Linked DNA regions of Homo sapiens: region 2 is linked to region 1. A link is a contact called in ENCODE Hi-C data. All regions are on one chromosome and are shown on one strand. Each heading gives the region's core, a stretch centred on a gene start or an enhancer-like site at or near the end of the contact. The rest is flanking DNA. Distances are from core to core; before and after follow the strand shown.

Region 1 (3,781 bases), core at 864-3,363:
GACAAGGCCTTTGTGAGGATGACATTTCTGAGCATTGGAGGCAAGCAGGCACTGGGCCAAGTAATCTGAATATGAATTGTCACATTTCATCCTCATGACATCTCCCCTCCCCGATGTAACAGCCCTGAGAGTTTAGAATTTCTCTGGCATCAGGCTCCTGGGCCCAGGCAAAGGTGTGGCAGGGAGGAGACAGCTGTCTCAGGAGGACCTATTCCCAGCCACTGGGGTGGAAGTTCCACGCTGGGAAAGGATTTACTATTTGTTTCAGAAAATGCAGCGAGGGCCTTGCCACAGGGAGTGAGAACTTTGGTGTGCTCTGCTCGCATCGACAAACCAACCTGTGAGCTTCTCCACTAAAAAAGCAAGTGAGCATCACAGCGAACCAGAGGCCACCGTCATCCCTCGAACCAGAGGCCACCGCCATCCCCCAAACCAGAGGCCGCCATCCCCCGAACCAGAGGCCACTGCCATTCCCTGAACCAGAGGCCACTGCCATCCCCCAAACCAGAGGCCACTGCCATCCCCCAAACCAGAGGCCACCGCCATCCCCCGAACCAGAGGCCACCGCCATCCCCCGTGGGTTGCCGCCTGGCACTGCTGACGCAGCAGAGGCAGAGGTGTGTTTACTTTCCCTCAGTGGAGGTGACGGGGAGCTGCCACTCTATCAGGGGTTCCACAGGCCCCTGCCATGGTAAGGGGCCTCCATCGATTAGGGAGGCCTTGGGGTAGCCCCCAGAAGGCTCCCCACATACTGCTCCAGGCCTCCTTTTCCTAGCCTTGCGACTGAGCCCAGCTCAAGAGGACTCAGCCATGCTCTCTAACCTCCTAAGGTCTGAGGTCACTGCACAGCCCCAAATGAGTGGGTCCTGGGCAAATAGTTTAGGCAGGTGGAGACCTGACGCTGGGCCTCAACCCCCGCAGCCGAGGGTCCCAGAGGAGGGCAAAGGTTGCTCCTCCTAGAACAGCACAGTGCAGCGCCCAGAGAGCTGTGAGGGAAGCTGGCATTCGAACCCCACTGCCCCCTGGGAAGCCTGGCTAACCGAAGCGCAGGCTTTGGTTTCCATAAATACCCGGGCCCGTGATGTCACCGCCCCGTGCAGACTTTCACAGCCTCTGCTGCTGGCGTGAGGCCCAGCACACAGCCGCTCTGCTGCCAGCCCACAGAACACCTGGGCACACAGCTGGACACTGATGCCTCCGTGCTAGGGACGGTGGGCTGGACCTTCACCTGCCCTTGGAGGACGCAGCATCCTGGCCACTGCCTCAGCCTGCCTGCGACCTTCTATCAGGCATGGCTGAAGGGCTGGCCATGGGCGTGCTGGGCAGAGATTCTCTTCCTAAACAGGCTATGGGCTAAACCAAAGCCAAAACAGTAGGAGCCGGTCTGGGCACCCTGAATGTGGATCTGGGAGGGGGGATACCTGCTCTCACAGTTGGGAATTTCACAGCCTGCTGAAGACCTGCTGACTAATAGCCTTTTTCTCATCGTCATCACCAACAAACACCTCCGCTGCAGGGGCCGAGCGCCGGCATCCCTGCTGGGTGGCCAGCTCCCTCTGCAAGTCACCTGCACATCCACCTGCCCCTCCCCCAACGATGCCCCTCACTCCAGCTCCCAGCTCAGCCGGGCCCCTCTGGCCTCTGGCTTCAGGCAGAAACCTGCCACATATACTCACAAATAGCGTCTTCTGCAAGCCATCCTGTGTGAATCCGTTCTTCCCTGTTCTGGCTCCCTCTCCAGCGGGGAGGCTCAACGTGTTTCCAAGAGGAGCAGGCGGCTCAGGCAAGAAGTGGAGGGGAATAAAATTAAATCGCGGGGCGAGTCACATTCCCGGGGGTGGCGGGCTCCTCCAGGGAGGCTGGGGCGGGAGCGGGGGGCGGCGCCAGCAGCGGGCTGTGGAGGGCCCTGGCACGTAGCGCGCGCTCACACCGTGCCCAGGAGCGAGCGAGGACGTCGAGTAACCGTGGTCGCCAGGCTGGGCGGGGGCGTCCACCTCGCTGCTACCTGGGCCCACCTTGGGGTTTTTCCCTCCCGTCCATCCGGGGTGCGGGGCGCGGGGATGAGGAGGGGAGGGTCGAGAGAAGGCTGCCCCGGGTTTGCTCTCGCAGCATCCGGAGAAGGGGCGGGCGCGCCGGAGCCTCCCCCACCCCCCGCGCCCAAGGAGCAACGTAGTGCGGCCGCGCCGGACCAATCGCCGAGGCGCTGGTCGCCATGGCAACAGCAGCATCAGGCGCGGCCGCTCGGCTGCGCCCTCGCGGCAAAGTCACACACCCGGCGGGGCGCGGGGCGCCGGCCCCTTCCTGGCCCGCGCTGGAAACCTGGAAGTCTGTTGCTAAAATGCACGCGCCGCGCGGAGCCTACGATGACACTACTTTCCAAGGCGGCTTTTCTGCCTTCGGCACTGAGACACGCGAGCCGCGGAGCTCTCGGGGCTCTGGCCCTGGAGTGAGGCCGGCCGACTCCAAGGCTGTCTCTGCCACTGAAGGGCGATGAGACCTTGGCAAGCCGCGTCTCTCCTGGGAGTCTTGATTATGCTACTGTGAAAGGGATCATAACAGCTATACCACGGGGTTCCAGGAGGGCGCACCACGCCAGTAGCTGCACGGTGGATGGCAGAGCAGTCCTCGTTTGTGCCAGTCCTGTCCCAAAGGGGGCTGCACGTGGCTAGGGAGAATTTCTGGTCTAGCTATGGTGCCTCTTCCTCTCCCGAGGACCTTCCATGTGCCGGGCAAGTATCTGCCCTCATGATGTTTACAGTCTAAGGGGAAGCCAGGAAGTAAGTGTGCAGATATAGGATTGCACGTGGTGATAAGGATCAGGATGAAAAGAGAGCAGGAAGAGGGGAGGCAGGGACCCCAAGAGAGGCGGGAAGGAGGCTTCTGCCATCAGACGGGGTGGTCGGGAAGGCCCTCTGTGAGGCACGTGTGGCTGAGACTCGGATGACGCAAGAAGCAGGGGAGGAGCTGGCGTCAAGGCTCTGAGGCGGAAGGCAGCCTGGTGTATTTGACTGGCCCAGAGGAGGCCAGCGTGGTGCAGTGTGCGACAGGGAGGTGGAGGGGAGAAGCGCACATCCATCCTCGGCTCCCACACCCGCCTTTCCCACACAGATTTCTCTCTTCCTGTCTGATGTTCATCTGATCCTCTCTGCTTCCTCATCTGTAAACCAGGAATCCCAGACCTATCTCAGAGGCATGTAGATAATATTCTTCCGTGCACGGTAATCCTCAAGACAACCCCAATGAGGCCTAATACTATCATCCTACTTCACGGGGGAGCGCATTAAAGCCAGAGGTTCAGCAACTGGCCCAAGCCACATAGCTGGCGGGCAGTCTGGCTCCAGAGTCTTGGTTCTTGACTGCTTGAAAGCTGCCTCACTGGGAGGAATAAATGAGAGAGGGAGTAGTTGAGACTGGGAATCGGCTGGATGTGGATGGCAGCCCACAGGGCCATTTCCCTTCCTCTTTCCATTCTCTCCAGATTCACACTCACCGAATTTAGAAGGAGTGATGCTGCATCCTTGAGTTCCATTCCATCCTTTACAGGGGAGGAAATGAACCTCAGGGGGTGAGCGATTTGCCTAAAGTTGCACAGCAAAGAGTGGCAGAGGTGGGACTAGGACCCCAGTCTTCCAGCTCAGTGTCCTGGTAGGGAGCAGAGGTTGGAGCTGCGGCCTCAGGTGGCCAAGGTGAGGCATCGAACAGAACTGCATGACGCTTCCCGATCTGCCCTCTCCAGGTGAATCCATATGCATGACCAATCTTCCTGTAGCACGGACCTCCC
Region 2 (3,781 bases), core at 486-2,985, 810 kb after region 1:
GAGCCAATCGGCCCTACTGGCTTCCTGGATGCTGAATGTGCGCGGGGCGGCGGGGCGCGGGCCAAGATGAAGATTAAAGCAGGGGAAAAAAAGGAAAGCCACCCAGACGCGGGCGAATCAATAACACTTAAAACACACCGGCAGGCTGGCGGTACTGGCGCGAGCCCCGCAGCCGCCTCTCCGCCGCTGGTCGGGCTGGCGGCCCCTGGTCGGCTCTGCACGCACCTGCTAGCGGCCGCGGCCGGACAACTTGCGAAATCCCCGCTCCAGAGACGTGGACTGGGGAAGTGACGGGGTAGGGGGGTAGTAGTGACAAAACACAAAGGGTCTGCCACGCACATCCCCTCGCCGCAGCCCCTGCGGTCCACCCCTCCTCAAAAGGGATGGTAATGGGTTCACTGCTGGGGGCTGGAGGGGCAGGGTGTGTGAGACCTACCAAGCGGGCCCTTCAGCGCCAGAACCTCTATCCATGCCCAGATCCCCCCGCCCCCACACCGCTCCGAGCCTCACACGCGTTGTCTTAAGTACAAAGGGTGACCGGCTTTGCACAAGCAGCTCCAGGACGCGTCCCGAGCTGCCCCCTCCCACCTTCCAGCCAGAGCGCCCCCGAGCCCCACCTCCACAGAAACGCTAGGTGAAGCCGGAGGGCTGCTCGCGCGCCCGGCCGCCTCTGCTGCCCAGTTCCAGGGGGCGGGGTGTCCCGCCTCTCTCTAGCGCTTGTCTCCCTCTGTGTCTCAGACCGCCTCTCGTCCCACCTTTGTGTGTGTTTGTTGGGGGTGGGACGTGCTGTCCCCTTGGCCCGGGAAGGGGCTCTGGGAGTCTAAGGGCCCCTGGAAATTGGGTGGTGCCAAGGCTCCGAGCGGCGGTTTATGTTTTTGCCAGCGAATGTCCTTCCTCCTGGGTACCTGTTCCCTGTTTGCACGGACCGGCCCCGCCAGCCACCTGGGGACTGCCCAGTCTCTAGGAACGGCTGTGCCGCGCCTCCTGAGAGAGTTCGTCTCGGGCTCCGGGGACTGAGCTCCCCGAGATTGGCTGTGGTCCTGGCTTGATGTTCCTGCTAGACCTGCTGTCCCTATGCCCGGGTCCGAAGGGTCCCCGGGATGGGCTGAACCTTTGCAGCAGCTAGCCCTCCCCCAGAGTCCCTCAGGCTGGAGCGTCCCTACCGGCTGTCTCTGGTCCTGGGGGATTCCAGACTCAGACGTCCTCAGGATGGCCAGTCCCCCTGCCTATATCTCCTGGGGTGTCCTGCGGGGGGCCTTTGTGCGTCCACCGCTCCCACACCGCACCCACCCGGCCTCTCAGAGAAGCTGTGGAAGTTGGCCGGCAGAGGCTCGCAGGCGGCACACCTCCCTCCCCGGGCCGTGCCAACTTTGTCGAAACACGCGCGGAAAGGGCGCAGGCAGCCCTTACCCGATCCGGAGGTAGACCATGCCCAGGCTGAGAAAGAGGTGGCCCAGGCAGCGCCGCGCTTTCCGGTTCATAGTCCCGATTGGCCGCCGGGGCCGCGGGCCGGGCTGTGCTGATCCCGCGGGCCGGCCCCGGCGGGGCAATCAACATAGCCCGCCCGGGAGGCGCGAGCCGAGGCGTCCCCGGGGCCGTCTGTCGGTGCGCCCGTCCGCGCGCTCCGCGCCTGAGCCTCGCCAGGAGCACGGGAGCCACGGAGCGGGAGGAGGGAGGGAGGAGCGAGCGCGGCGTGGGGCGACGCCGGGCTGCGCGCGAGCGACCGGTGCAAGTGTGCGAGACGCGGGGAGTGCGGGGGCGCTGCTGCCTCCAGCCCCCGCCCCTCCCTCCTTTCCCCCGTCCCTCCCCCGCCCCCTCCCCCGCCCGCCTCCCCGGAGCGCCCGCCCAGCGCCCCTGCGCCCGCGGGACAGGGCCGCCTGCACAAGGCGCGCGCTCGCGCCTTTCCATGCGCGCTCCCGGGGGCCCCCTCCCTGCTCCGGGGTGCAGGTGGCAGGCTGGGGAGCACAGCCCGGTTGGAGGCGGTAGGAGCCCGCTCGCCCCCCACCCGTCACTAACTTGCAGATTGCAGGGCGAGTGGGCGTCCAGAGGCTGCCCTCGGGTGGAGTGGACCAGACTCGGCCGAGAGGCCTAGTGCCTTGGTCTGCTGCCCTGCTCCCTCCAGCCCGGAACAGGGAGCTGGGGCTGACAGGGCACACCCCAGTTCCCCAACCCCAGCTTCAGGGGAGGGCGCCCCCTTTCGCGGAGCGACGGGCTGACTGGCTCAGTGTATTTCTTCCCTACTCCCACCTATTCGAGAGTGGCGGCAGGGGGTGCCCAGGTTGGGCAGCCTCCTCTGGGATCCTGCTGTTAGCCGACAGACTGAGTCGGGCTGAGGCCCAGTTGCCCCGCGCGGAACAGCAGTGGGGCGCCTGAGCCGCGGGAGCGTGAGGGGCGCAGCTGGCCGCTCAGAGCGCGCTCGCGGCGTCACCAGGCGGACGCGGCGGGTGGTGCACCTCGGCCTCGCTCCCGGGAACAGAATGCTTTGAGTGCCCTGGCCGACCCGAGGGGGCTAACACCCTTCTTTGGTGTACACCTCATCCAGTGAGCTAGGGGGAGTCTAACCGTCCCTGGAAATTGGGTGGTGCCAAGACTCCGAGCGGCAGTTTATGTTTTTGCCAGCGAATGTCCATCCTCCGGGTACCTGTTCCCTGTTTGCACGGACCGGTCCCGCCTGCCACCTGGGGGTTGCCCAGTCTCTAGGAGCGGCTGCGCCTGCGCCTCCGGAGAGTGTTCCTCTCGGGCTCCAGGGACTGAGCTCCCTGGGAGTGGCTGTGGTCCTGGCTTGGTGTTCCTGCTGGACCTGCTGTCCCTATGCCCAGGTCTGGCAAATCTGAACTCAGGTTTCAGCTGAAGACACTGAGGCTCAAGGAGGTGAAGGTGTTTGCCCAGAGTCACCAGCTAGCGAGTGGCACAACCATATGGGAAACAAAGTATGCCCAACTGTAGTAACCTCCTGCACCCAGTCCTGACTATCCTTCAAGATTGCCTTTCTAAATTACACACACACACACACACACACACACCCGAAAGCCACCATTCAGGTATTCATTCATATTCCATATTCTGTGCCAACCACGATAGTGGGCACCGTGGACACAAGGAAGAAGAAAGGCAACAGTCTTTCTTCTTGGGGCCAGGAAGGAGACAGATGATAAGTGAACAAGAACAGAGTTGCAGATAGTAGACCATTAAGCAGGGTGATGGGAGAGGGAATACTGGGTGTTGGAGGGTTAATTTTAGATCTGAGGAGGTGGCATTTGAGGTGAGGCCTGAAGGACACAGCATCAGGGGTCCAGCACTGCAGGAAGGGGACCAGCAGGTGCAAAAGCTCAGAGGTGGGCATGAGCCCCAGGGAGGAGATGGTGGGCTGCAATAGAGAGAGAGAGAAGGCCTGAGCTTGAAGGGAGATGGGGATACACAGATCCACAAAGCTGTGTGGGCACGTCAAGGAGCTTGGATTTCAGTGGTGTGTTCAGCTGGGGACATTGGAGGGATGAAGAAGGGGGTGACTGATCTGATTTGTGTGTTCAAAAGCTCCCCGTGGCTGTCCTAAGGGAACACACTGTGGGAATGGGGACAGGTGAGTAAAGTGCGCCATCAAGCAGACCAGAGAGGAGATGACAGTAGGGGTCCAGGTGAGACATTGGTAGTTTGGGTTAGGGTGGTGCTCTTAGAACATGACCACAAAATTATTTGACACTCCTCCCATGAAGAAGTGGGTTCTCTGTGCTCTGCCTGCGTGAATCTGGGTGGGCTTGTGATGGCTTCCACCAATAAGATG

The links. A loop is a pair of places that touch in the nucleus more often than their neighbours do.
Region 2: a loop to region 1 is called in a map of mammary epithelial cell, with 6 times the contacts of the local background. The contact joins the promoter of WNT7A here to the promoter of IQSEC1 in region 1. A Hi-C loop is called at or near these places in 1 of 168 maps with a recorded cell type or tissue (mammary epithelial cell).

Annotation. Positions count from the first base shown.
Region 1 is chr3:13,071,316-13,075,096 of GRCh38, forward strand. It overlaps IQSEC1 (IQ motif and Sec7 domain ArfGEF 1), which reads right to left and starts at 2,114. Exons shown (of 14, transcript NM_001134382.3): 1 at 1,677-2,114. The coding sequence starts at 1,699. RefSeq lists silencers at 2,030-2,189, 2,310-2,489.
Region 2 is chr3:13,878,336-13,882,116 of GRCh38, forward strand. It overlaps WNT7A (Wnt family member 7A), which reads right to left and starts at 1,736. Exons shown (of 4, transcript NM_004625.4): 1 at 1,411-1,736. The coding sequence starts at 1,481. RefSeq lists enhancers at 209-710, 1,213-1,714.